2 separate regions of the Homo sapiens genome follow, and region 2 is linked to region 1. Evidence: read pairs that join two places in POLR2A ChIA-PET (ENCODE). Cell type or tissue: OCI-LY7. All regions are shown on one strand. Links, peaks and the distances in the headings refer to the core of each region. The heading gives the core; the rest is flanking DNA. Region 1 has its middle 160 kb from the start of LINC01994. Region 2 has its middle 92 kb from the start of LINC01994.

Region 1 (15,487 bases), core at 3,395-8,394:
CTCCCTCAACATTTGCTTATCTGAAAAGCATCTTATTTGTTCTTCACTTAGGAAGCTAAGTTTGGCTGGATATGAAATTCTTGGTTGAAAGTTTATTTCTTTAAGACTATTGAGTATAGGCCCCTAATCTCTTCTGGCTTATAGAGTTCCAGCTGAGAGGTCATTTATTACTTAATTGAGCAATTATTTTCCTAGTGCTGTGATAGGTACAAGGCATGCAACAATGAAGAAGATAGTTGTGGCATCCACTTTAAGGAGCTGTGGGGTTGATGGGGAGGATAAACAATAATGTCTTGCTGGCAGAAGTACTTATTCATGTGTCTGTGCATGTGTGAGTGTGCATGTATGTTAGCATGTGCATCAGGTAGTTGAGGAATGGAAAGAAAAATTGAGGGGGTGTAAGGGGTGTCAGTGAAGGCCGCCAAGGAAGGCCTGGAGGAAAGGAAGAGAGGCACAAAGAGGAAGTAGGGAATGGAGAGTTGGATATTTTTTATCATCAAGTTAATAGTGTATATGAAAACCCAAAGTTGGGAGCAAGAGGTGAGGCAAGACATATTGGAGTAGCCAAAAGAAGCCCAGGCTGAAGTGGTAGGCAGAAGGTCTTAGGTACTACACTAAGAATGTTGGATTTCCCCAGAGTGGGAACTCAGAAAGGCATATCAGAGGAGGTATTGCTATTGATACAACAGGTCTTGCAAAATGATGACAAAACCAATGTATTGTAATTCAACATAATGAATTAGACCCAAGATCACAAAGCCAGGAATCTGTCTTAGGAAGAGCTTCCATGGCCTCTGCCTCTTGGCACCTTGGTTTCTCCAACCAAAATGGAGCAGGTATCAACTAGTTCCTTCTTGAGAGAGCACTTTGCTTGCCACACATAAGTTTTCATTGCCTGAGATCCATAAAGCAGCTTATACCAAAAGAAAAAAAATAATCATATTATATTGCTAACATATTACGAGAGATTATAAGCTCCAAGTGTAAACACCAATTATGCTCAGTTAATATTCCCTAATAATATACATTAAAATTAGCTGAATAAAGGCCAAACACTGAGCCACAATTCTTAAGATCTTATCTCTTAGTTGAAGAGCTGAATTGGGGGGGAGATCTGTATCTGGCATAGAAGATTCATTGTAGCATAAAGTACATTGCCTTCTAGCTCCTTGAGGTGTAATGCCCTCTTTCATATGATTTCCTGAGTTCTTTCAGTATATAGTCTTTTAAAGTATACCTGTTATTCATTTGTCATTCTCAACCAGGTTCTGACAAATGCTAATGGAAGAAAGGTGCCCATCTTTCTTCCAGTTATAACTTCCATGTTGTCTCAGTTATAACCACTAGGTTATAACACACAGCTCTTTCTGTTATAACATGGTCAATATCCTCCTGTTTAGCACCGAATTAGTCTCTAAATGCTGTTTCCGTTGCTTTTGGCTTTTTAACCACACATCATAACTCATAACTGCTATAGGCTTGGATGTTTCACTTTGCCCAGAATGATACTCATGGATTAATTTCAAGAGCCCCCATGCCTAAATCACCACAGCTCCATCTTAAGAGTAGTCTGCTTACTGCTGCTTCCTGGTCACATGATCATGAAAGGCAAGCAAAACTGGAGTGGGTTAGATATTTCCAAGTCCAACTGAAATTGTGAAAAATAAAGTGCTATAGTGACCACAACTGTGAATTGGCAGAAATCATTTCCAACAACAAACTGGTATAGGTTTTTACCTTCTAGGAAGGATTGTATCCATCATAGACGTTAAATTTCATAGATGAAAAAGAATTTGGTAAATGAATCAATCCCTTTGCTACATCTCCAACAAATTAATTGACCAGTTAACAATAGATTCTGATATAAAACTTTGAACCGAGTGAATTTTTTTTTTTTTTTTTTGAGTTGGAGTCTCGCTTTGTGGCCCAGGCTGGAGTTCAGTGGCACAATCTCAGCTCACTGCAACCTCTGCCTCCCAGGTTCATGCCATTCTCCTACCTCAGCCTCCAGAGTAGCTGGGACTACAGGCACCCGCCACCATGCCCAGCTAATTTTTTGTATTTTTAGTAGAGACGGGGTTTCACCATATTAGCCAAGATGGTCTCGATCTCCTGACCTCGTGATCCACCCGCCTCAGCCTCCCAAAGTGCTGGGATTACAGGCGTGGGCCACCACGCCCTGCCCGAACCAAGTGAATTCTATCCTTCACACCAGATGATAAGCTGAGTCAGCATTTTGCTAAATCAGGATAAAAAATTGTATTTAATTATTGTCTTTCTGATGATCAGTTTGAAAAAGACCATTCAAGCCTTTGCTAATTATTCTTCCTTGGTATAGGCCTTGGTTTTTATTTATAACAGAATCAGAAGAAAAGTTTGCCCACTTCGTTACCTACCATGATTTCCACTGAAATCTTTTGCAAAGTATGTGTTTTCATAACTCTAGTTTCAGGAGGTGCTCTCTAAAAAAGTTCAATGAGAAAGAAGTTTCACGGTCAGAGATTTTAGGGACAGATTACAAATTATGTCACTTCTTGCACATTTACAATAGACATTAGCATAGTAAAGCCACTGAGAAGTCCTACAGTGAAAAAACCTATGTAATTTTATTTCACTAAGACTCCCTAAACTATCTGACCACAAAAGCCTGTTTTCAAATAACACCTATTAACATCCTGTGGAACAGTGGTCCATTGAACGTCCTCAGAAAGGATGCATTAGAGAGCCAGGAGACATCCAACAAGGCCAAGATATTTTCTAACCCTCAACTTTACTAAATAACTGGCCAATTTAATTGCATTTATTCAATTACCTAAATATTAATCATTTTAAAAGTATACATTTTAACATCAACTATCTTACTGTAAAATTCTAGTCATTTAATACAAGCACCATATCAACACAGTGTCTGCCCTTTAGGAACTGCTAGTATTTTTGGAAAGAAAAAGATGCATTTCCTTAAAGGGAAGTTGCACAGAAAGGCCACATGTGATTATGTAAAAATTAGTGGGGCAGAATTAAGCACTATGAAAGTTGAAAGGAGGAGGGCAATTGAATCCACATTATCCACTTTTAGAGACAATGGCAAAACCCATACACACCCTTTGTTCCCTTCTGCCTGTCATTTTTTCTTCCTTTCCCAGAGACACTCAGAATGCAAAATGTGTTATTTGTTCTGTGCCCACAGCTTTGGCAGGTTGGGATCCCTACATTGTTAAGCCTAAAGGCATTCAATATTAGAATTTATTGTCAGGAAGTCATAGATCTTAGGTCAGGGTTAGAAGAAAACTCTTACCCTCATCTAAGCCACCACATCCCTTGTCCTGGCCCCCAGTGGTATCCTTGCTGCCACCCTGGCCCCCTTATACATGGTTCCCCAGGCAGCAGCCAGAGTGATTCTTTTCAAGTGTAAATTGGACCCGGTCTTTTTTTCCAGTGGCTTCCCATCACAATTAAAATAAAACCTAAATTCTCACCACAGGCTACAAAACCCTGCAGTGATCTAGCCCCTGGCTACCTCTCTCATCTACCTCCTACCACACACCTCCCTCACAGAACTCCAAACCCACTGGGCATCTCCTGCTTCTCCTTTGAAGGCCTGCACACTTGCTGCCCTCTTCCCCACTGTGGCATTTCTCCTCGCTTCATCAGGTCTCGGCCCAAATGTTGTCTCCTCAGAAAAGCCATCCCTGGACCCCTTACCTTAAATAGCGCCCTTATTCCACACCTCACTTCCACTTAATCCTCCATTCTCCCTCATCCTCTTCATTTTTCTGCAACTGGCTTATTGCTTTTTAAAAATATTTATGTATTTACTTGTTGACCTTCTTGAGGGAGGGGACATAATTCTGTTTCATTCAATGTTGCAGTTCACAGTGTCTGGTACACATGAGGCATTCCATAAATATTTGTTGAATGAGTTAGTCAATCAATGAATGATTGAATGAATAAATTTATAGTAGAATAAACATGCACAGCAAAGCAGGATATACGCCAAAAATTATCTGAATAAATTAGGAAGTACATACCTTCTCATAAAAATCCAGCAGGTGAGTAACTCTTATGGTGGCACAGGAATTCCAAGAACTTCCTCTGAAGAAAGTCACTTCTAGCTGGGTGGCTTTGCATAATTCACTTAGCTTTTTTGTGTCTCCAGTTCTCTTAACTGCAAAAGGAGGACAATAATAACTACCTTGCAGGATTATTGTGACAATTAAAAAAGATAATGTGTATGAAGTTCATAGGCCAGCTGTCTTCCACAGTGGATGGTCATTATTATCAATTCGCCAAAGCTTCTTTTATAGAATTTCCTTAAATAGAAAGGTGCCTTTCATAAGTTCAAAGTGAAGGCCATTTGGCCTGCTAATACATGAGAAAAATAATTAGTTATTCATGAAATGTATGGTAAGTATGAAGCAAATAAGTTTTTTAGATTATTGTTTTGAACTACCTAGACCACAAAGCCCCTCAGCATTCTGAGGATAGGGACATGTGATACATCACCTATGCACTAATGTTTTTTACTTTCAGGGGACCTCTTAGCTTATCAGGAGAAAGCTACATGAAGAGTTTAAACAAGAAAACCCTTTGGTTTTGAAGTAATTTAAGAACTACAAAGAAGATGTGAAAACAGTATGGATTCCATATAACCATCACCCAGCTTCCACCAATGATATTGTGCACAACCATAGTAGAAAGTCGAAACCAGAAAATTAACACTGGTCCGATTCTATTAACTTAGATACAAAACTTATTTGAATGTTTATGGAGGATCTTTTCTAATCTTGAAGTTGGGAGCTAATTGGGATCATATCTTGGTTCCATTAATCAGGCAAATGAGACAAACTTACAGATTAGTATATAAAGCTCTAATTTATATAATTATTTTCCTTTTCAAATAATTTTAGAATTTAAGAAGCTGTTAGTTTCTACCTACCTAGAAGTCTGGTCTACGCATTCTGAAAAAGCAAAACACAAAGCCCTTCACAGTTCTAAAGAAATGCAGATATGAGAATCCCTGATTTTAACCTCTAAGCTCAAGGCCCATATTTCCCTGAGAAATGAATTCCTCCTTTTCCTGTTAGTTCTGGATATTGCTGTGCATTAGTGTTGAAAGGGAAATAAAGCTGAGGCAGGCCCGAAATTCAGCAAGCACTTAGACTCCAGCTAGAGGAGGACTACGACAGAGAGGAGCCATCCACATGCCTAGGGAGGGCCTGAAGGTCCTGTGAGAGACATCCTTACTTGTGCTCCTTCAGCCTTTGCAAGTGCAGAAGCCACCTGCAGCCGGGCTGGTCACACACAGAAGGGCACATACCACCTGTTCCTCACCCAGGCGGTATTCTCCTTGCCGCAAAGCCTCCCGACTCACCACTTCTTCCAGTTCTGAATGTGACAAATTCGCATCAAGTGAAATTTGTTAATTTGACGTAACAAAAAGATATGCAAAAGCGTTCTTTAAAAAAACATCTAAAAATACTAACACAAAGTCAGCTATAAGTGAGGTACTGTCATTTTTTCTGTTTCATTAACTGAACGCTTCTGTTTTCCTCTTTTGTGTAACCCCACCCTGCAGGGTGGTCCACTTGAACTAATGAAATATGGCTTTAAGTGTATCAGGGTGGAGATGACTCATGCTCCATAATTAGAGTGCCTTGGGACTGAAAAACAGAGCTTTTGGTTTCAGGGCCATCCAGGTTTCACTTTTGATTCTTTATAAGATTTTTCCAAAATGTGAAGATCTTGTTCCAGAGAATAAAAAGATTGATCATGGCAAAATTATATCAGAGTACCTCTCTTTTCCCTTAATTCATGTTGTAATGAAAGAGTATAGACTATGGAGCCAGGAAAGATGAGTTTGAATCCTAGCTCCACAATTTACTGAATGTTTGAATTTGGGCAAATCATACCCTCAGTTTCCTCATCCGTACAATGGGTAATATAGTATAATACTATCTACTGGGTTTGTTTGGTGAATCAGAGAAGGTCATAAATGTGAAAGTCCTTTGCAAATAAAAGAATTTTACAGGTATGTGCCAGGCGCGGTGGCTCATACCTGTAATTCCAGCACTTTGGGAGGCTGAGGCAGGCAGATCATGAGGTCGGGAGATCAAGACCATCCTGGCTAACACGGTGAAACCCCGTCTCTACTAAAAATACAAAAAATTAGCCAGGTGTGGTGGCAGGCACCTGCAGTCACAGCTACTCGGGAGGGAGAATACTACTGAGGGAGAATGGCGTGAACCCGGGAGGCGGAGCTTGCAGTGAGCCGAGATCGCGCCACTGCACTCCAACCTGGACAACAGAGCAAGACTCTGTCTCAAAAAAAAAAAAAAAAAAAGAATTTTACAGATATGTTATCATTGCTATGTCACCTGGAAGAAACATAAAATCAAAAATCCCATTTAAATTCATTAGAACAGTTTGAATGTCATGCTAATGAAATGATTTGATAGATAAGCTTTTCCTTTCCTTCCTTTTTTTTCTCTTTCTTTTTTCTTTTCTTTTCAACTGGGGAATGAAAAGAGTATATAAAGAAGAGGCAGAAGCTATCTTTCTTCATAAAGTTCTTCGTAAAGCAATCTTCATAAAGTTCATAAGATGTGCAGTGTCCTTTTTCTCCTTATGAATATTCTCCACAAAACTGTGCTCTGAGTCTTGCCACTGTGGAAAATCTGGAGGGAAAACCTAAAGCCAGTCTGCAAGAGAGTTTTCATAAGTCTTCATGGTAATGAGAAAAATAACCATAACTTGGTGAGCTAAATTAATTAAATTTACATGACTGTCATTTATCCTGAGATTATGTCCTTCCTACCTTATTTAGTGTAAAAATCCCCTTTCTCTTCTGAAATGATGGTGATAGTGGATGGCAACTGTTTTGTTTGCTTTCAATGTCCTTACTCTGCAAAATAAGAAGTTGGCTACCCTATGTCAGGCCCCAATTATTTTTTGAAATTGGACTGGCCCATGACATGCCAATCTCTGGGAACCCTTGGCTTGGAAGGTTAATTGGAGATGGCAGGAATGGCGGTGGGGAAGCTAGTTCAGCTGCCTGTGTTTTGCTCCCTTCCCCAGAGCCCGCGGGGCCCACTGCCCCACATCCGGGCTGTCTCCAGTCCCTGGCTGTGTATCTGCGTCCCAGCCCCCCTGCTCCTCATCCCTGTCCGCTTCCCTCTCCCAGCCTCTCCGGGCTGGCGTCATCCTTCTAGACACAGCTTCATAAGTTTGCCATGTGCAGTGACCCTGTGTTGACACCGAGCCATGATACAAACTATGGGATTGTAATGAATCTCTAATTACCCACAGTACCTCAGAGAGTCGTCAGCCCTGCTGCTCAGCTATATTCCCCACCAATTTGGTCATCACCAAGCATTCAGACTGCAGCCAAACTCTATGCCTGGAAACTGGAAGCCCCCACAGTCTCAGCCAAATGAGGCTGGCTCTGCAGGCTTCTGGGAATGACAGGATGATTTGCTCCCTTGTTATGAATCAGAGAGGGCGTTTGCACATGAATCATTTAGCTCTGCATGGAGACCCTGTTCTCAACTTTTATTTCTCCTGTAGGTCAGGCTGAGTGGATGCTCAGGAACCCTCCGGTGATTGCCCTTGGGTGAGGTGGGGGCGGGGTAAACATTTTTAATTTCGTGGGATAATTCTGAATCCTACTTCTTAAGCTAAGCCAAAATGGGAGGTGAAAACTTGTCTAGGTTTCATAAAGTGACAAGCAGCAGATTTTTATTTTTCAATAGAAAATGTCATATCTTACCAGTGGGGAAAAATAGCTTCAGAAAAATGACAATAATAATATCCCTCCGCCCCCCCACTACATGCTGGAAATTGCTCTAGAGGCTGTGTATACATTATATCTAATCTTGACTAAGACAAAAACACAATCGACCAACAACAAAGTCATTTTACAGACAAGAAAACTGAGGCTTGGACTGGTTAAGTAACTTGTTCAACTCATATCGCTAGAAAGCAGCAATTTGTCTCATTCCAAGGCACAGGCTTTCTAAGAATATTTAATAGTTGGAACTTAAGAGAGATCACTGGTCTTAAAGGGAAGATGGTCTTTTAATTTACTATCAAATCTCAGTTGAAAAATTACTCCTGGTTTCCAAAATAAGTCATAGAATTTATTTTTTAAAGATTGAGTGAGATAATCAGCATGAAAATATTGACTTGAAAAAAGTTAGTAAAATACTCGAGAAAGTGCTCAACTAAGTCAAGAAACATTTCAATTCAAATATCACTGATACAAACATTAACTATTCTTTTCAATATTCAAATATCCCCTTGCATGAGACAGGTGCTGGGGAAATAAACATGCATAAGACACTCTCCACCTTCAAGGAGCTTAGAGGACATTATTGATGTTGTTCTTATTTCCCACATAATATAGTATTAAAAGTTTTATTTATACAGTGCTATATGTGAAACTTTTTAGAGCAGGTTACTAACTAATATTTCTCCGGTTTTTCAAAACCGGGGCTTACCATAGCATGAACGGTGTCATACTGTTCAGTTTGTGTGAGTTGAGGATGCCTATGGCCACTCGATGTTCAGGTTATACCCAAGCAATGTGAAAAAGTTTTTCAAGGAATAAATGTATGTATTCCAAGGTTGTGTTTTAAAACAGAAATGGATGAGCCATAGGAAGTGGTCATGTGTTTCTGAAGCCAGTCTATTTTCCTAGCATCAGGACATGATTTTAGTCCAGAGGCTCCTTGCAATCCAATTGGTTTCCCGAATTTGCAAGTAATTTGTACTTTCTGTTGTGCAACAAAGCTTTGTGATTAAGACAGTACTACTCTGTTCTTGAGACTTACAGCCTTCTCCTACCACCTAGAACAGATAATAGAAAGTAACTTTACTCATAGGGAGCATTTTTATAATTAAAATTTATAGTTCCTAAATCCAGAGTCTGTCAATCATGCCATCTCTCACCTCATCAATAAACTAATACGAAGTTTTAGCTGGAAGGGAATTTGGAGATTAATGTCTTCATTTCACAGATGAAGAAACTGATGCACAGAGAGGTGAGGAGACTTCAAAGACAAACTGAAAAAATCTGGTATACAGGATGCTAATGGAATATAAAGACGTTCTACCTGGGGTAAGAAGTTCGCATTACTCTATTTTTGAAGGTTTGCTCCCACTGTAGTGTTTCCTATATGTCCCTATCAAGTCGATGGCAGTCTCATTGTCTTTCTAAACAAGAGCCACTTCCCAAGAAGTCTGTCAACATTTTGGAAATATAAGTTCAAGCAACAAGATAATTTAGGATGTGCCTATATGAATTGAATATAACATAGGGTTCCTAAAGCCTTTCAACCATTACAGTTCATAATGCTACAACTTACTGAGCACCTTTCGTATGTCATGTATTATATATAGTGTATCACTCATTTTCACAGGCCAGAATCTATTATGAATCCCATTTTACAAATAAAGAAACAAGTGATGTTCCTACAGTCACACAGATTGTAAGTGTAATCAAGTTTCATCCACTTCTAAAGATCAGGATGCTCCCCTCCCCACCATCTGTGAACCCAAGCCCCAAAATAAGCAGAGGGTGGTAGTCTTGCTCCATTTTCAAAGCACATAAAATTGTTGTATCACGAATTTAAGGCTGGGAGGAAGTTTTACACATAACATCCTTAGCTACGTCTCTCTACCTACAAGGAGTCTCAACCTAAGTCATGGTCCCCTTTGTCTCACTACAGCCACTAAGTCAACAAAAGTATTCCTCTCTGGCTCAAGAAGAATGAAAGACTAGAGTTATGCCTCCAATGTCCACTTCCAGATCAGCCTTAAAGGAGTAAGAAGTAAGCATTGAGTAGAGATCTCTCCAGGCAAAAATGTGTATTTAATAATATTCCCTTGCCTGTTATTATTATGTTTCTGCTTGGTAGTTGAAACCGAACTCCAGAAAATACCTATTAAAATTTACCCATTCAGGCCAGCTGCAGTGGCTCGTGCCTGATAACCCCAGCACTTTGGGAGGCCAAGGTGGGAAGATTGCCTGAGCCCAGGAGTTTGAGACCAGCCTTGGCAACAAAGTAAGACTCTATCTCTACAAAAAATAAAAATTAAAAAAAATTAGACAGGCATGGTGGTGCGTGCTTGTGGATACTGGGAATAACAATAAAAAAAATTGTTACTGTTTCTTTGTGAAAAAAGTCCTAACATATCAAGAATATACAATTTTCAAATACATTTCATTGTGGTAGAGAGAGTTCTTACAGTTATTTTATGTGATTCTCAGATTTCTCACCCTCCGTTATGATGAGATAGAGATAATCTGCCTAATTCTGGCCAATGGATCATATAAGTGAATTAGGCAGATTATCTCAATATCTCAATATCACTTCTTCTCTGAGGTACATTGGAGGCTGAGGTGGCAAGATTGCTTGATGCCAGGAGGTTGAGGCTGCATGTTCATGCCACTGCATTCCAGCCTGGGTGACAGAGCAAGAACCTGTCTCAAAAAAGTAAAATAAAATTTACACATACAGCAAAAAGGCTTAAAGAGGATTGGCTGTTCCATTTTTGTTCTCTTCAGCACCCACTTGGATCTGAAGAAGAGAGATAATGGGCCTTTCTACAATTCTGGTGGAAAACAAAAGAACACAACTACATTGTTAAAGAAGTCAGGTAACTGTCTAGAACAAGGCAGCAAACAGAAACCAGCCAATAGAATAGATGTGGGTGGGGTTTTCCCAGTCATAGAGTTGTGTGTAAAGTATTAGAAGGCTTCTATGGATTTCCCTTGCATAGCTCAGTGCCTTGCACTCTTACTTAAAAAAACTTTTAAATAAGAAATTAAATTGATGTTTTCAGATGAAAGGTAGTGTATCTGTGATTATAAGATTAGTAATGAGCATGCTTGGGAGCTTTTCTAGACAACAGAGTGGTGAGCCTAAGCTTCTGGGCTCTAGAAGCCAAATAGCCTAGGCTTGAATCCCAGTTGCATCACTTCAACTACGTGACCATGGGTATGTTCCTGACCTTTCTGCTGCTGTCTCACCTTCTTCTGTAAAACCGGGATAAAAACAATACCCATTTCATGGAGTTATTGTGGGGATTAAGTGAATTAATATATGTAAAACACTTTGAAAGGTACATGGTACAAGGTACGTGCATGATAAATGTTCATTCTTAGAGCTTTTGTGTTTGTTTTAAACAGGTCTTTAATAAAGCTAGTATATAGTGGAACTTGAACAAGAGGGAAAAAAGACGTTTTGCATTAATTATGTACTTTTAAAGCACTCTACTGCTGCTTCCTATTTCTTGGTGTTCATCTGGGTGTGAACATGGAACTCACTCTGCATAGACAGGAAAACAGTATTGCGTTGTGACTCTCATTAACACCAGTGTTCAGGAGTGGAGTCATCAGCTGGGATCGTCTCAGTGAGATCTCAGGGGAGTCATAAGTCATAGCCCAGTCGTAATATTAAAAGCAATTACTTCTGGCATGTTTCCTGCCATTTGATATTTGCAGACTATTTTGTAATCTTCTGGTTACCCTTTGCCCATCTGCTTGTACCTAGAGAGATGACAAATCTTCCTTCTGCTTAACAAATTCTCCTAAATTGATGGAGTAACTCAGAGTAAGAAATAAGAATGAACCTCAAAAGTTTTTCACTTTTATCCTCAAGTTTAGTCCTGCTGTAAAACTATAATAATTTAATCTTTGAGAGACCAACAGAAATAAGAGAATAATAATAATTATTATTATTGCTAATATGTGTTGAGTGTTTACATATAGTATTCTAAGCATAATACTATGATGCAAATATTCTTATTCCGTCTATGAGAAGGAATGACATGAGAAAACCAAGACATAGAGAGATTAAATATTTTGCTCCATTTGCATGGCTCCTGAGTGGTAGAGAATTCAAACCTAGACAGTCTCACTCTGGGGCCTATGTTCTTCACCACTGTGCCATAATAGAATCCTGCTTGAATCCATGACCCAATGAAGTAATTTCAGACCTTTCTGCACTCTCTCTTTTGAACGAGAAAATAACTGATGAAGTTTGGCTTGAAAACATGTACAAACATGCAACAATGCAGAGCGGGTCACTAGGACGAAGTGCCTATCTGAGAAGCTCTCCACCTATACCTTGGTAAATTTCTTACCATTTTGAGTCTTCCTTAGAAGGTCAGGAACTTGATTTTTCTAAAACACTAAAAAAGATCCCATTTCTCAGGGCTTAGCTCATATTAACTAAGCTTAGAAAGACTGGGAGGCAAATCAAACTGCCAAAATATTAATCTATTCTAACATCAAAAAACATTTATTGAATGCCTTACTATTGGTGATAAAATGGTAATTCTAAGAGTCTCAAAGTCCCTGCCCTCATGAATTTTACATTTCAAATGAGAGGAAAAGGTAATAAAAATATAAATGTCTGTAGATCAATCATACAAAATCAATTACTACTGAAGTGTTATGAAAAAAATAAAGCAGGAAAATAAACAAAGGGTAGAGGGATGCTACTTTAGATTGAGTGGACAGTGAAGGGCTTTTTTTTTTTTTTTTTAGACAGAGTCTCACTCTGTCGCCAAGCTGGAGTGCAGTGGTGTGATCTCGGCTCACTGCAACCTCCGCCTCCCGGGTTTGAGTGATTCTCCTGCCTCAGCCTCCAGAGTAGCTGGGACTATAGGCATGTGCCACCACTCCCAGCTAATTTTTGTATTTTTAGTAGAGACGGGGTTTCACCATGTTGGCCAGAATGGGCTTGATCTCTTGACCTCGTCATCCGCCTGCCTCAGCCTCCCAAAGTGCTGGGATTATAGGCATGAGCCACCGTGCCCGACCAAAGGGCTTTCTAAGGGGATGATCTTTGAATAGAGACCTGGATGAAGTAAGGAAGCTAGCCAAGTGGATGTGAAAACAGTGTTCAGATAGTGGAAAGGGCAGGAACAAAGGCCCTGGGATGGGAATATGCTTGACATGTTTAAGAAACAGATACGAGACGAATATGATTGGCTTTCAATGGGCAAGTGAGGAGGACAGTGGTAAGATGAGGTGGAAGAGGCAGTCAGGGGCCAGAACACAAAGGGCCTTATAAGGTCATAAGGTTATGATAAGGGGTTTTGGATTTTATTCTAATATAACAGAAGTTATTGGAGGGTTTTGAACAGGGCAGTGACATGCTCAGGTTTGCATATTAAAAGGACCACTTAAGCTACAAAACAGAGAATTGACCAAAGGCAGATAGAGTGGCAATAAGAAAGCAACATAGTACAGACTGCAAGGTCAGGTAAGAGATGATGGTATTCTGGAGCAAAACAGATAATAGTAACAGAGGTAAGAAATAGTGTTACTTAAAATGCATTTTAAAGGATAAACTCCAAGTTGGGATTGGTGAATAGAGACGAATATTTGAGGATAACCAACCAAAATTTTAGTTTTGAACATGATGAGTTTAGTAAGCCTATTAGACATCAAAAGGCAGACTTTGAGCAGGCAGTTGGATAGTCTGTAGTCTATATTCTGTAAAGGAGAGTTTGGGACTAAAGGTAACAATTTGGAAGTCATCAGGATACAAGTGGTTTTCAAAGCCATGGAATTGGATTCAGTCCCTCAGAATGGTGAATGCAAATAGAGAAGAGAAGAAGTCCCAAGAATTCAGCCTGAAACAACTCCAATCTAGAAGCAGAAATAAGAAAGAGGGTAAAGCAAAGAAGACTGAGGAAGACAGCCAATGAGATAGGAGAAAAACTGGCAGCACACATTGTCCCCAAAACCAGAAGAAAATGTTTCAAGATAGTAGGAGTGTTAGTTATATTAAAATATTTCTGAGGAGTAGAATATGATAAGGAGTTGAGATTTGACTATTGAATTAGGCAACATGGGGGATATTTATGCCTTTGGGAAAAAGAACTCAGCGGAGTGGTATGAAAGATAGCTTGGCTGGGATGGTAAGGAAGCAGGTTAGGTAAGGGAACAGGTAAGATGAGATAGCATCCAATAGACAATAGCATCCAATCAATTTAGTCAAATCGCATTGGCCTAGATATCTGTTTTTTGAACCATTGTATGTTAATTTTGAGATTTAACTTCCAAGAGCCATTTTGTTTCTGCCACCTCCAGGTTTCTTGAAGGCACCTTGGTATGTCCATGTTGGTGCCAGATGTTAGTAGTGAGGCAGGTTGTATGTATGTAGGAACAAGGATATAGGGAAACTCTCTATACTTTCTGTTCAACTTTGGTGTGAACCTAAGACTGCCACTAAAAAATAATGTGTATTTAAAATTTTGTTTAAAGTATCAACAGAACTAAATATTATTTCTTTGAAAAAATAATAAAATTAATAATTAACCAACAAAGCCAATCAAGACACAGGAGAAAAGGAATGAATAATAACACACATGAATAACATAGGAATGAAATAAATATTACTAGATGAAACTCTAGAGAAGATAAACAGAGCATAGAGAAGATAAAGCAGAGATTATAGAGGTTAAAAATTAAGTTTCAATTAAAAAGATAAAAATAGAAATCCAGATATATGAAAATCATTAGTATTTTCTTAAGTGAAAATTGCAAAAACTTGGGTTGATCTCCCAAATATCTGAAACTTGAGCTTCTAAATAACCATGGGCAAAGTAAAAATTCAAAAAACTTTAGAAAATATTTTGAACTGAATGATAATGAAACAAAAAATATCAAAATTTATCAGATGCAGCTAAAGCGGTGCTTAGAGGAAATTTGTAGCTTATATTAGAAAATAAAAAGATTTTAAAATCTGTGATCTCAGTTTTCAAATTAAGAAACTAGAAAAGGAAAACAAATTAAACTTTAAAAGAAGAAAGGAAATAATACGGATTAGTGTAGAAATAAATAAAACAGAAAACAAAAGCAACAAAGAATACCAACAAAGGCAAAAGTTGACTCTCTGTGAAGATTAATAAAATTGATAAACCTATAGCAAGACTAATCAAGAAAAAGAGAAAGTGAAAAGAGAGCATCAATTTAGATCCTAGAGACATTAAAAGAATAAAGGAATGCTAAGAATAGTTTTATGCCAACAAATTCAACAGTTTAGATTAAAAGGACCATTGTTGGGAGACATACAATTTACCAAAACTGACACAAGAAGAAAAAGAAAATCTGAATAGTCCCTAATCTATTTTTAAGTTTGAATTTATAATTAAAAAAAAATTCTCACAAAGAAAACACCAGATGCAGAGTTCATTCCCATGAAAGAAATAATACTAATTCCATGCAAACTATTTCAAAATATAGAGAAGGCTATGTGCCTCAACTCATTTTATAAAGTCAGCATCAGCATGATAGCAAAACCTGACAAAGACATCACAAAAAAAAATTGCAGGCAAATATCCTCCATAAAAAAAGAAGCAAAAATTCTGAACAATAGAATAGCAAATCAAATCCAGTAATATATAAAAGTAATAATGCATTATAATCAAGTGAAATTTATCCCAGGAATTCAGGTAGATTTAGCATTTAAAA
Region 2 (15,487 bases), core at 5,537-10,536, 68 kb after region 1:
ACAAAGTCTGTATCATACCAATTTAATCCTACCGTCTCTAGAAAACCTCCAAATTGGTGAAGCATCAAGCCATAGAGGGATTGTATTTGCAATGGGTACTTAGAATTATTTGGCTGGCAAAGGAAAGCAGAGCAAGAAGATGCCAACCATATGCAAGAACAGAGTTAACACAGTGACAGCCAAAGCATCATGTCCGTCTCATCAGCCTGCTCCAAAATACAAAGGCAGCGCAATGGAGCCAGCTTCTTGAAGGCTAAGGAGTCTATGCGAAGAGGGGATCAGAACACACCCAATGCTTTACATCCTTATAGAGCAACTAAGATGGAAAAAAAAAAAAACTAGAATGATAAATAATCGAAGTACACAGATCTGATACAGTAAAGTACCCGTGCAATGAAGGATGTTACCCAGCACAGGATAACTATGGCAAGGGCTGACACTTTTTTGCAGTATCGCAAGAACTTGAAGAGGATTCCAGCAATCTAGAGTCATCTGAGCCTGCTCATAGTTCAGCAGCCAGCTTTACATGCACTGAGTTTCTCCTGCAGCATCCTGCACAGTTCCCTACCACCAGTTTCAGCCCAATGCCTATCTGTGTCCCTGTTTTCGCCACTCCATGGTAAAATCTGAAAAATATGGGCAATAAAGTGACATTGTTTTTTTAAAAAGTAAAACTAATTTATTTATTTTCAAATGCTCTTACCTTTATGAAATGATGGCTATAAGAGATAGTGGTGACATCATTGCAGTAATTGTTGTGTTATTGCTAAAAAAAAAAAGATGTGGATAAGTGTGGGTTTTTTTTCCATTGAAAAATAGTTTGTTAAATCTAAAAATTTGGCAACTTCTGATGAAATGGTAACAATTCTGGCTGAAATCAAGTAGATTTGGCCAAGTCTCAGCTCTGTCACTTTTTAGTTAGGTGACCTCTTCTAAGTCTCTGTTTCCTCACCTGTTAAGTAGAAATAACAGTAGTGCCTACCTCATAGGTTATCATGAAGATTATTGAGATGGCGCTTAGCACAGAGCACAGTATAGAATAATGCTCCAGTGTTAGCTTAAAAAAAAAATAAAGAGCCAAAGGAAACACTAGTCATCATTTCTGGCCCTCAGTTTTCTCATCTCTCAGATGAGGCATTTGGCCTCAGAAACGTCTACATACCCTCTAACTGTGACATCCTATATTTTACCCCATGATTCTAATTCTACTTCTAGTCTATTCAAATCCACAACTTTTCATAGGCTCAGGCTGAATAAATTATGATCCATCCATATAATGAACCACCATCCAGCCATGGGATGACATCTACCTATATTATTGAGGGGGAAAAACATAGTTACAAACCAGTTATTAACAGCATAATTTGATTTTTATAAAATGAAATACATAGAAATGGTAATTTCTAACTCATCCTCCACCTGCCCCAATTACTCTAGGCCAACACTGTCTCATAGAAATATAATGTGAGCCACACTATGAGCCATATGTGGAATGTTAAATTTTCTAGCTGCCACATTAAAAGAAACAGATGGAATTTATTTTAATTATATATTTTATTTATTCCAACATAAACGAAATATTCTCATTTCCATATGTAATCATTACAAAAATTACAAAAATTATTAATGAGATATTTTACATTTTTTATATTGTCTTTGAAATCTGGTGTGTATCTTATACTTACAGTACCTTTTAATACAGACTAGCTGCACCCAATAGCTACATGTGGTTAACGGCTACTACATCAGACAGCAACTCTAGGCAAGTAGTCCCCCTCCTCACATTGAATTGGAATTGTCAGACTGAAAAGAGATTCCTTTTTATTTGTCTCATATGCCTATTGCCTAAAACCATTTCCAATGCCTACTGGATACTCAACAGAGATTAATTTGAATGAATACATTTAGTTCAAAGATGGGAGACTTTGCATTTTTAGTCCCCATGTTAATCATAGAATAAAAGGCATTGCACTGCTCCTTAAGGAAGAGCATAGAAATTTTGCAAAGCATCTCCCCTAAATCATACCTTGCAAGTAGTCTCCTACCTTATATAGGAGTAAAATCAGCCATACAGAAATGTAAGATAAGCCCACAAATTAACCAAAAAAAATTTAAAAGACTAAAGCTAATACCAAAACATATATTATAGACAAACGAATGTTAAAAGATAGGTGGGCTAAAATAAATGAATAATAAAAACTTTATTAAATGCCTATTACATTTTAAATAATTTACATATCTCATTTATAATCTTCACTAAAGCTCTGTAAGGTAAGTTAAGTTAGAGGAATGACACAGAGGAGAAAAATTTGGCCATGAAATTGTTAAAACAAACAAAACCACTTTGGGTTTAAATCTTAGCTCTATGACTTAAGGCAGTTTTCTTAATCTCTCTGAACCTCAGTTTTTTTCATCTATAAAATGGTCATTAAAATAAATACCCTTGATTGCTGTGAGGATTTGATTAATTGACACATAAACTTATGAATGATAGCTAGCATTATTATAGTGGGGCTCAATTAAAACAGGAGCTATTGTTATCATCTTGGTTTACAGAAGGAGAGACAAGCTCAGAGGAATAAAACAGCCCCAGTGTCATGTAGCAAGTAAGTAGCTGAGCCAGAATTCAAACCCAGATCTGTCTAACTTGGTGAGCCCATGCACTTTGCACATTACCATGCCTAAGAAGGTCTCATGGCAGAGGCCATAATGTTTGAAAACAGGAAAGACATTTTACAAGAGTATTCACATGGCAGAGGATACAGACTGAACACAATTTCAGGAAAAAGGCATCTCGCTGAACTGAATCAGATCACAGCAGGGAACTGGAGGAGCTCAAGGTGAGTCAGTACAGGGAGTTTGGCTTAAGGAAGGCCTTGAGCCAGTTGGAGGAGTTGAGACTTGATTGCCTCCTAAATCCAGTCATAAATCTGAGAAACAGTTGACCAATCTCTGTGCAATTATGAAGCTCTTCTTTTTCAAAACTTAATTCCTTAGGCTGATAGGAACATTCCTTTATTCAAGTAAAGGCTGAACATATGCTTTTCTACACTCTTCAAATCCTACCCTAAATTTGTCTTAATCCTTTGAGTCTACAGGAGGAGTGGCGTTCATGTTCCTGTATATTAACTGGGTTGTGAAAGAAAAACCAACCAAACTCTTATCTGTGGTTAATACATTGCAACAACCTTGCTCAGGTTAGATCCTTCAGCAGGCCCTTTAAACCAACACAGCTGCTCACCATTAGTTACCCTTTCTCATTTGGCTGTTTGCCTGAACCACCTCATCAATGAGGTATGAGCTACCACACCTGGCATGTTTATGTTTGAACCTAGTCATGTGAGGAACATTACAAACATATATTTTTTTAAATGAAGAAACTGCAGGTACATATATTTAGAATCTGCTTATAAATATGCATGCACCTATATACACATGATAAACATATGTTTTTAAGAAACACATGTAACCAGGGAGTCTCTCCAATTGAAAAGTTCACCAAAAACATTCTAATTATTTTGTTTTTCTAAAGGCTATTCTGTATTTTAAAATTGTTTATTCCTTTTCTCAAATGATTTACTTTGGCATACATTATTGACTTACACACATAATGAAACAAAAACCTACTAGCAAAAATTACTAGTAAAAAGAGGATAAAGTTTCAGGGAGATTGTTATTAACTTTTAATAAAAAGTTATGCCCTGTGATATAAGTTCATGGGCAATTATTTCTCATACTTTTCTAAAACAAATATACGTCTATATATCTATATATACTTGCCAATTTGAAATAAACTGGACAAAAGATTAAAATTGACATCTTATAAATATTTTTAAAGTTTGCAGTCTTCTCAACAAGAAAACAAATTAGACATTACTGATAAACTGAAACATGATTGAAAAGCAAAAAGTATTGTAATTATTCAAGACATTTTCTCCTCCTCTGGCTTGTTAGAGTCCTGGTGGTTTCATTATATGACACTTTTCAGCACTTTTAGCTGGTTTGTGGCGCAACCCCCCCAAAGAAATATGAAGAGTAATTTTCAAAAGGAACTTTTATTTTTAATATGGATTGATTTTTTTAAAGGCAGCTCCAAGCAGCCCAGTATATCAAACAGGAACCATCACACCAATCCCAACACATCAAGGGGCAGTTTTAACACGTGAGGTTTGTTGTTTCTAGCAGGTATCCATGTAGCGAGAGAGGTCACCACTCAGCGAGGTGCTTTCTTTCTGGTGTATAAGAAAAGAAATCACCAGGAATAAGGGGGGAAATGGGCTTGGGAAACAGGAGGGGACCTTGTCAATCTCCAAGATGCTAGAAAATGATCGTGGAAGGCTTTTGTTAGGGAATCCTATAATGGTATTGCTGCTCATCTCTTGTGGACACGAACAGCAACTAGCCTAAGATGGAAAGGGCGATAGAGGATTAGACAAATCGTGAAAAGGCACTGGAAAGGACATTACTGGTGTTTGGAATCATAAAGGCCAAAATTGTATCATTATTTACTCTCAACAGCAGTGTCCTTATAAACACAAGTGCTTGGGAGGAAAAAACTGAAGGTATACATAAAATGTTAATTAGAAGTGTATGTGTATAAATTATTTTACAAATGAGGAAAGAAAAAGCTCTTATAGGACTATTCTTATATATTCTTAAGGACCATAGGCAGCTTCTTTTAATGTTAAGAATGTATGCTACTTTTAAGAGAAGGATGTTAAGCTTGTTCCCAATCCCTTTTATTTTAAACATATGTATCCCTGAGAAGGTTAGCATTGTGCTGGAAATAATTTTGATGCATATAACAAAGCTATAAAAAAGAACAACAGGAAGAGATAGATAAATTTGTGAGGTTTCAAAATAGCTGGTAGGCTTGTAAGATCACATAGCAGGGTTCCTGGCATTACCCACTAGGGAGAATAACAGAATATTCCCGAATCTTGGATTTCAGGAAACTACATTGTAAAGCACTAGTTTTTGAACACACAAGTCAGTCTCAGCACATATCTGTCAATCACCCCACTGACACAATTGAAAAGGAGAATATTCTATCAGTATTTTTATAGAAGATAGAATCCAAGTTGTGTTATTTAATAAAGGTAAGTGTATTTTGAGTAAGATCAAACAATATTTCATCAACTAACTAAATCCCTTTTTCCTGAGTATTTTCTCTAAAATGATTGTTTGGGGGAAATTTAAAATTCATTATTTACCAGTAATTTGGATAGGTTCTTTTTTTCATTCAAGTAATAATAGTAAATACAAAAACAGCAATAGTTACAATAATAATCAAGAGTGTTTGTCTAATAATGTAGAGTCACCTTTGATGTGCCAGGCACTTGCTCAAGCCAAGGGGTGTGGAGATAAATCAGTCCCTGCCCTTATAGATTCCAGACTAATAAGGGAGATAAACACGGACTTAAATGATTATGATACAATCAGATAAGTTATCACAGAGTTGTCTGTAAAGATCATGATGACCTGGAATTCCGTACATGCAGGAATTGCTATTAAGTGCTTTTGAATGAAGAGAGTAGCCATCTGCCCGGCCAACCTACATGTGCATTATTCTGTCATTCTCCTCCTCTCTTGGTTGGACTCAACTTATAGCCTATTTGACCTGTGGCACTGGCCAGACCATTGGCCAATTTCCTAGATTTAATTCATGCTAGCCATTAATATCCTGTTGCATCAAAATACAGTATCGGGCAGGGGAAAAGCACAGTACCAGAATTATTTCTCCCGAGAAGAGGCAAACCAAAGTTTCCCTAATAGCAATTAAATGTTTCAGAAAGCACAATAACTCTTTTCCATATGTTGGGATATAGGGCAATCTTATTAGACAATTAGAAGAGACCTGGACTTAGATAAGGAAACTAATTCATTGTGAGTCTATAGGCAAGACATTTTATGAAAATCTGCCCAAGATTTAGATCACTCCTGTACTTAACTGGGTTTACAAGGCCCTTTCTTTCTATGCATTTATTTTGCATTTAGGGTAAGAAACCACCAGGTGGACTCCTGAGCCTTTTTTAGAGCCTCATGGTTCAAACAGCTAGGCTTCCTGCAGGTATAGTTCACAAAGAAATATAGTTTTTTTTTTTCCCCCACGAAAACAACTTTTATTAAAACAGTGAAGTGCAAATATTAAATATATAAGGACTCTTTTTCTAGAAAGAATACAGAACATAGAGCAAGACTTGGAGGAGTAAAAACAGCATGGATTTTTAGAGCTGGAAAATCTCTTTTCTAATTCAAACTCTGAAATGATGGCCCAGAGTAGCTCAGTGACTTTACCAAGGCTACACTGCCAGTCCAGGGAAGAGCTGAGAGCAGACTCCTAATCTACAAGCTTCCTGTTAGTCTTCTACTGAACACGTTCCTCACGTACCTCCTGTTAATGACTCTTTACAACCCACCAAGGCTTCTTTTCACACTCGAGTTAAGATAGGATGTTTCCTTAAATTCACCTTGAATCTCTTCACCTAAGCCTGTACACAACTTTGGGACTTTTCAGGACATTCAAAGCCCCTGTGTAAGGCCCCACATAATAACTCCTCACAAGACAGCTCTTATCTTCCTGCTTATAACTCCTTAAGAACTGCCAGCATTGCCTGCATACCCCCTGCTCCTAGTCCTTGTTTTACATATAGTGGCAAAGTCAAAAAAGAAAAAAAGAGAGATATGTATAATTGTTTATACAGTTGTAATTGTCTCAAGCAAATGGAGAGGATTTATTTCTTTTCCACCTGGACTAATTCTTCCCAAACTTCTCCATATTCTGACTTTTTGATACTTTCAAATATAAATATATTGCTATGTTTACTCTTTAAGCATTTGTTCCTTGAAGAGACGTTTTCAAGCACCTATTAGGTGCCAAGCAGGGTTACTGGGTACTGGAACAGCAGCAAAGCCACACTGTGCCTGCCCTGATGGTGCTAACACTTTAAAGGGGAGAGGGACCAGGGAATGAGCAGCATGCAAATACATTTGTATGTTTAGATTGTACAGTGAGTGTAAAGGAAAACAATGAGGGAAGTGAGAATGAATGCTGTGGATATCCACTTTAAGTTGAAGAAGTGGCAAAAAAATTACAGCTTCTTTCCTGTGATTTTATAATCTGTCTTTGTGACAAAATCTGTACTTTTCTAGTGGGATGTTACTTGTTTTCTCAGAATAAAACTTTCAGAAAAAGAGACATAAGATCATTTCTCCATATCGCCTTAACTTCCTCGTCTATAAAATAGGTAATCATAATGCTCCTCAGCCTACCGACCTCATATAGGTACTTTGTGAATAAAATAAGTCCATAAATGTGAGGTTGCCTCCAATATGTCACGTATTATTTAGAACAACTAATAGAATTTATACTGAAGTACAGTTTTTTAAAAAAAGAATAACAGCAATACATTTGGAAACATCTTGACAAACAAATAAACATTATGTCTCACCACAGGTTTTGACGGCAATTAAAGATGCCCACTTTCTAAAAATGTAACAAAACTTAGGATTCCCAAGTGAGCCAGCAAATATGCCCCTTTTAGCTTCTGTGCCAGTATTATAGACTCTGCCTTTAATTTTGTTTAACTGTAATAAAAGCTTATCATGCAGCCAAATCCCCACAGCAATGGACTCAAACGTTCTGCATGTGGAAGCCTGCTACCTTTCAGCTTCCCCGTTAAACACCTGTTCTGGGCTTGGGCCATGCTTCTGGTTTCTCATTCAGGTGGAGAGTCTTGCTTAAGGGGACAGGCAGGTATTTTTGCTGTCACCAAAGACAGCTAATTTGGGAAGCCTAATCTCGCAAAGGGGCCAAGTTTCAGCTCTCAGAGTGTTAGGTTTAGAGTAGAAGGAACTCCGCCCAGAAATGCAACCTGAATACTTCCCCCTCTGCCTCTCTCCTGTCATTGCTGAGAATCCTCTAAATAACTGACAACTTTTACAGATTTCAGGCAGCCAGGTCTGCATGGGAAGCTCCCATTCTTTCCTGTCACCGGTCTAATTTAATACTTTCCTCCTCAGATGGATATAGCACTCTTGACAAGCAGTTGCCTTGTGGTTTACTTCTGCTAATTCAAACACAACAATAGGATGATAAATTAGTTACAGGGATTGAAGGAAGGAAGAATTTTACAGGTGTGAATTCTTAGCCATGTCTGATCCAAATATTTCCAGAGGAATCATATGCTAGGCAAATACCATCTCCCCACTTTCCAGGCCTTTGCATCTCTTAATAGAAAAAGATGTCTTTTACAGGCGACAATTTTGCAATTTTGTTTAACCATAAGGATGAATCTTTGCCTGTCCTCCTTTCCAAAGCACTACTATGGAATAAAAAACAAGTTTCATTCAATAGTTCATCGGATAATAAGGATTGGTGATGCCAGTCACTGATTTCATTTCCAAACTGTGACTTAAAATATACAGCAGTGCTAGCAGCTGTTGATCATCTTAATGCTGGTGAGAAACAAAAGCAGTTACTCTCTGTCCCAGACCATTTTGATTTTAGAATGGAGAATTCTGTGCATAAAGTATTAGCTTGAAGGATTTTGTCATTAAAGTTTTGGAGAAAGAGCAAGTAATGTCTCAAGCACCTGCCTACTCAATCATAATCACTATTTCACAAGTAGGGAAATTAATTCTCAAAAAGCTGTGCATGATTTTTATAGTCCCAAAAAAAAATCTGATGGCAGATTAACCTTGAGAACAATTACAATTGGGAACATTGTTGGACTCTGGATATTCATTTATTTATTGAGCATCTACTATATTCCAGGAAGTCTGGATCATCTGTGAACAAAACAAAGATTCCTGTCTTTATAGAGCCTACATTCTTGTGGTTTTCAAGAATAATGTCCATATATTTTTGGGTAACTATGTCTCTATTAACTGTTTCACTACATGTTTTTGTCCTACACTTCTGGAAGATAGAGCCAACACACCTGAAATTAAACACACATGCACACACACACACACACACAGTGCACTAAGTACACATGAGCATGTTTATAAGAATTGGAGTAAAACTGGAGTGATGATGGCCTCCTAAAATTAATCAAGAAAAGCCACTGGGTTTAGCAAGCCTCGATCCTCTGGTTTGTTTTTGTTTTTTGTTTGTTTGTTTGCTTGTTTTTTTAAGAAAGCAATAGCTATTAAAACAGGCAGGAAAGAGAAAAAAATCCCAGGTGGGGAATACAAGAGGAAGCGCACACAGATTGGAAAGAGAGCACAGGTCCAAGAAACAAAGGGAACTATTACAGATAAGGCCAGAGTTCAAAAACAACTTGTTGCAGAATTTTACCTTGCCCATTTTCTTTACAGAATAATTAACAGGAACATTAAATATAATATGTTAATATATTGACATATTATAGGATGGCTTTTCAAGAAAGAAGTGTGTTTTCCAAACACCAGCCATGGACAAAACCATAGGTTAAGGTCAACCTCTACAAGTCAACAGGCTTTTGTGTGATTAAAGAGTCATTTGGAAGAGTTAACAAATTTTCGGTGTCTTCTCAGGCAATTAGAATTTATATTTTGATTATTTACCTCAGTCATTTATTAAGTTGAAAAGATTTAATGTGCAATGCAAATGTTTAAGGTACATAATAAATTTGTTGTAAGGTCAATACAAGTGATGTTTTCATAAAACATATTTGGCATAATGTCACCACCCTGCTAACCTGGGAGATGCTTAATAAATGGTGATCTGTAAAAGGTATCTCCAGAGTCCACTGGCCCTATCGATTATGATCAAGTAAGCAGGTGCTTGAGAAATTACCAGTTATTTTCAATGATTCCAAAAGGCCAATCCTTTTTAATACCAAAAAAAGCACCCCCCAACCCCCAAATGGCAACGACAGTCTTTTTTTTTTTTTTTTTTTTGGAGATGGGAGTCTCGCTCTGTCGCCCAGGCTGGAGTGCAGTGGCAAGATCTCGGCTCACTGGCAGTCATTCTTTTATCGTTACTATGCAGACAGTATGTGGTGCTTGTACCTATTTCAGAAGCCCACACTTCTGAGGTAGAGATGTGGAAGCATCAGCCACCCCCACCTTTCTGGTTATCACAACATGAGCACAACTATGTATCCAGCATAAGCCGTTCTGCTTTTATCTGCTAACTAGTAATGCTTGGTGTACTCAAAGTAAAGGCTCATTGGTATATAGAACTCGATTTTCTTATCCCCAATTATATAAATGTATATTGAATAAAATATAATTTTTTCTAACCCAGGTTTTGGCTTTAAAATAATGTTAAATAGGAGCCCAGATTGAGGGTTCATTCATTCTAAAAATACATGTGAAGGACATCGTGTCTTCTGTGCATTTGTATTTCCAATAGGTTTTACAAGGTTATCTAGGTTGTAGAAAGATTCAAATCTTTACAAAATCTTCAGAAAGGTTTCAATGCCATGTGACCAGACTATCAAATGATATTTCAAGTTATTTCCTAGAAAGGCCAAGCAACCTATGGAATGTTTATTAATAATTTTTTTAAAGGCTGTGTATTTAACTCTATAGCTCTGCCTCACTCTCTAATGTGTTCCATTCTGCCAGTTCTCTTCATTGTGGCCCAAAGCACAGGGGAAGGCAAAGACTATGGTCTGGCTGTCAGGGCTCACTCTACTATTCACTATTTACGTATATAATGTCAACTCTCTCCCTTTCTCACAATCTCTCTCTGTCATGAACTTCTCGAATGGCATCACAGTGAATCAAATCTGGAGCTCTTTCCATCCCTGTTGCTAACAGCCTCAGTGTACATCTCACCATGGGTGGTGGAATGGAGAATGAGGATTTCCTCCTCCTACCACACCACCCCTGGCTCTGTGCCATCAAGGTGGGGGCAGATATCTACCTGCCAAAACCCCTCTCTCCAACACCTCCCTCACTAATTTAAAAATGGTAAGCCTAGTAGGAAAAATTAGAAGAAATAAACAACAATAAAAGTGATGACTCATCAAAGCTTAACTCTCAGTGCAAGGTAATCTACATTGCATTGAATCCTCTAATGATTATTATGTTTTTACACTTAACAGCTGTTGCAGATAAACAACTCTGTTCACATTATTAAGCACCCCCCAGCTTCAGCTTTCAAGATCATGCGGTTGCAAGAGGGCACATAAACAAGCCAGTTGGGCCATTTCTGTTGAGTAACTTTTGTTGTCTTCTCATTAGTATGCTTCTGTGACTTTGCCATTCCTGATCATGACAAAATTGTGTCAACTCACTGAAGAAAGAAGGACCATCAAGCAGTACTCCAAGCCACGTAAAGGGATTGTTCAAAACTTCTTTAAAATCAAGTGAGCCAGACATGGTAGCTCACATCTGTCTGCAATCCCAACATATTGGGAGTCTGAGGCAGGAGGATTGCTTAAAGACCAGCCTGGGCAACATAGCAACACTCCATCTCTACAAAAAATAACATTTAAAAAAATTAGTTAGACATGGTGTCGCACACTTGTGGTGCCAACTCGGGAGGCTGTGGCAGGAGGATTGCTTGAGCCCGAGAGATTGAGGCTGCAGTGAGCCATGATTGTGCCATTGCACTCCAGCCTAGGTAACAGAGTGAGACCCTGTCTCAGTTAACCAATCAGTTAATTAAGTAATCAATACTCTAAGTGAAGAAGAATAATAGAGCACCATCTCTTAAAGAAGGGAGCCACAGTGCTGTGTCACAGATTAGGTTTAGCTGAGTGTTTGGAAACCACTGCACTTAAGGGAAAGCTGTGAGTTTAAGACAATGCCTAGCTTATGTTAAGCTCAACCATGAACATGTTTTAATGATATTGTTTGGCCCAATCCCTTCTATGTTAGTGATATTATTTGCCCCAGTCTCTTTTATGTTGGTGAAGAAAACCCACTGTGACTAGGTAAGCACCCGTAGTGCCATTCAAATATCTTTATAGAAAGATCTAGAAATTACACTTAATTGCTCTCCCTTTCCTCTCGACCTGTTTAATTAAGTCTTAATTTTTAGTATGGCACCTCCCTGACTTTTTCTTTCTGCCCCAGGACATCCTTGAAAGAAGTAGCTACATCTCAGAAGAGGCTCTTTGGCAAAGCATTAACCCAAGGACTGGCATTTCACTTTCTTTCTTTCTTTTTAAGTTCCTTAGGAATTGAGCTGTTCCTTGGTCCCCTGGAGTTTTCACCCGCTGCTGACTTCTGAGGAACCTCAGCCTGGGTCTGCAACCTGGAGAAGGAGCCCTCCTCCTGCAGCAAAGCTCAGGCCATGGTGGGCAGAACATCATTGCACGATGGTGCAGTCTGGAGAAGGACCCTTGTTCTGCAACAAAATGTTCTCACTCATAGGTGGGAATTGAACAATGAGAACACATGGACACAGGAAGGGGAACATCACACACCAGGGACTGTTGTGGGGTGGGGGGAGGGGGGAGGGATAGCATTAGGAGTTATACCTAATGCTAAATGACGAGTTAATGGGTGCAGCACACCAACATGGCACATGTATACATATATAACAAACCTGCATATTGTGCACATGTACCCTAAAACTTAAAAGTATAATAATAATTAAAAAAAAAATCAGGCCAGCCTGTTGTGACTGCCACAGAGTTGATGCCACCAACAGACTGAGGAAAGAGTTGGCAGCCACAGCCTCACACAGAATTTCTACTCAGTCTACTAGAGACCCACAGCCCATGCGGGCAGGGAATGATGGTGGAAGTAAGGATACATCATCTTGTCCCCTCTAGAACTCTGGCTAGGATGTGCAGTTTAGTTTTGCCTTAACCGAGACTTTCTATTTCTGAGAAAAGGTGGGAGAAAACTACCAAAGATTTTTTGTATACTTTAGACTCTTACAAAACAATCATTTTATGGTTAAGTGTAAATTAAATAATGAAACATGTGGGTTGAATTTTCCTTAAAATACACAAGGGTTTTAAAATTAAGTGGAAAATTCTCCTGCAAAATGCATTTAGAATTTGTTTTTTTGCCATGGTAGAAATATTTGAAACAAGAGAAATATCTCAAAACATAGTTTAAAACTTTCAAGAAACTCAAAACGGGACTTTATTCTGGCATCCTGGTATCAATAATTGTGCTACTACTCTTTAGACCATGATACTGAAGCCACATTCAAAAGAGTCTTGTTGTAATTCATTATGTAATTTAATTATTCATGTATTAATTTAACAGATCTTTACCAGTCACTTACTATGGCTCAGGCACTGTCCTAACCTTTTTCTATCCAGGTCTATGAGGTGACATTGCATCCTCACAGTATTACGGTATTGGAATTAGCTCTCAAAAGGATGAGTCTAAAAGATGTGCATTAAATACTGGACTAAGTTCCAGAGGGATCGGGGTTGTGTTGTTTTGAGAGAGCTTTGGCAGATTTTGAGAAACCTTTGGCAGATTTTATAAGAATCTATCACTTTGATAAAGAAACCATTAGGTTAGAGGTAAGGAAATTGCTAACATGCGTTTTCTTGTTTCTTACCTGCAACTGCCCTTATGTGTCTGACAAGTGAAAAACAGATCACTTTCTATGGTCAACACAGAGCTGGACCACTCAGAAACACTTTCAAGAAAGTGGTTGGTAGTCAGCTGCAGGCAGTGTGGTGAGCTGACATCTTCTGGCTGGAGGCTTCTTCAAGACTGGCCCAAGTGTTGGAGCTCAAGTCATGCTTTATTTCGGGGTTCCTTGGCCAATGGCTAAGGCAGTGACACGAAGCCAGTAAGACAAGTCGCAAGTAGGCCTCCTCTAATATGCAATCTTTGCTCCAGAGCTCCCTGTTGGGTTCGCAGGGCCTTTGTCCAGGCCTATGGCACAGTCTGATGCCTCCCTCAGCCCACGCCTGAGTCTCCCTTTCCTTTCCCAGGGTTGGCTGCCTGGAGTGCCCATCCTGCAGCACTTCCTGACAACAAAGGTTTTGCTGTCAAATATTTTTTGTTTCATTGTCAAAACAGATATTTAGGGTCTAAATTCTAATAAAACCGTTTTCACTAAAGAAAATTTCATCCCCTACTCTGTAAGCACTACATTTCTATCTTAGAAAGGAACAATAAATATCTAGGCACCTGCTAGATGGACTGTTTTCTTTTGCATTTCTCTGACATAGAAATTTCAAGAGACGCATTCCAAAGATGTAACACTAAACTAACAATGACCACATCGGCAACTCAACAGAGTATAAGAATCAAATAAACCTCTCTACTTATTCGCATACTATGATTCATAGGAAAGAAAAGGAAAGAGAAAAGAGGGGGAGAAGAAGGACAAAGAAATCGGGGAGGAGAGAAGGAAAGAGAGGGGCAGCACACTGGTGGCCAGGGACACAAGTAACTCATATTTTTCTTCTGAATTTAACAGGAACTCGGGCTTATTATTTTCCTTTGCTTGTCATAATTTCTTAAAAGTGAAAAATCTGTACCCTTACTACAAAATGTAACAAAAGAGTAAACCTTTTGGCTTCTCTGGGAAAAGTATTCTATATGTCTTGTAAGACATTTTATTTAGCTATAAAACATGAAACCCAGCCTTTTAAAATTGTCTTTAATACCACCTCGAAGTCATGGAACATATACTGGTCACACTTATACAATTTTATGCTTGTTGTTTGAATTCTTCAGGTAGAGCAGAGTTGGTGAAGGACTGGCTGATAACATTACCTGCTGTTCTTGCCTATCCACATGCAAATGCCAAAGACAATAAGTCACTGACATCCTCTTTCTTATTTGCTCTTTACTTTCCCTTACATCAATGATTCTTCTCAACCTCTGCGCACTAAAATCACATTCAAGGGATAGCAGGCATCATAAAACATATGGATGCCTGAAAAGGGCTTGAATAAATATTTCTTCAGAAAAGATACACAAATGCCCACCAATCACATGAGAAGATATTCAACACCATTAGTAATTACAGAAATGCAGCCGGGCACAGTGGCTCACGCCTGTAATCCCAGCACTTTGGGAGGCTGAGGTGTGAGAATCACCTGAGGTCAGGAGTTCGAGACCAGCCTGGCCAACATGGTGAAACCCTGTCTCTGTTAAAAATACAAAAATTAGCCAGGTATGGTGGTGGGCATCTGTAATCCCAGCTACTCGGGAGGCTGAAGCAGGAGAATCACTTGAACTCGGGAGGCAGAGGTTGCAGTGAGCCAAGATCACGCCACTGCACTCCCAGCCTGGGTGACAGAGCGAGACTTTGTCTCGAAAAAAAAAAAAAAAAGTTACAGAAATGCAAATCAAAACCACAATGAACTGCCACCTTACACCTACAAGGGTGTTGTAATTTTTTTAAAAAAAGGAAAATAAGTGTTGGCAAAGATATGAGAAAATTGGAGCCCTGGTACATTGCTGGTGGGAATGTAAAATGGTCCCACACTATGGAAACAGTTTGACAATTCTTCAAAAAGTTAAACTTAGAACTACCATATGACCCAGCAATTTCACTCCTGTATACCCACAGAATTAAAAACAGGTACTCAAACAAATACATGTACACACATGTTCA

The links. ChIA-PET counts read pairs that join two places held together with the same protein. Peaks named below come from ENCODE experiments on the same cell type or tissue, not always from the same donor. Only the 100,000 strongest peaks of a DNase experiment are listed, where the experiment ranks them.
Region 2: POLR2A ChIA-PET joins it to region 1 with 14 read pairs; 3 of 35 experiments call an interaction of 5 or more read pairs at or near these places.

Annotation. Positions count from the first base shown.
Region 1 is chr3:182,320,130-182,335,616 of GRCh38, forward strand. No RefSeq gene overlaps it. Among named protein-coding and RNA genes, the nearest start is that of LINC01994, 160 kb to the right of the region's middle. RefSeq lists enhancers at 6,616-7,157, 7,158-7,698. In OCI-LY7, for the core only: no CTCF peak of the experiment used is centred there; a DNase peak (open chromatin) is centred at 5,312; H3K4me3 peaks cover 2,429 bases; H3K27ac peaks cover 3,605 bases.
Region 2 is chr3:182,386,373-182,401,859 of GRCh38, forward strand. No RefSeq gene overlaps it. Among named protein-coding and RNA genes, the nearest start is that of LINC01994, 92 kb to the right of the region's middle. In OCI-LY7, for the core only: CTCF peaks have their summits at 6,017 and 6,216; DNase peaks (open chromatin) are centred at 6,019, 6,359, 6,969 and 7,799; H3K4me3 peaks cover 3,080 bases; H3K27ac peaks cover 3,762 bases.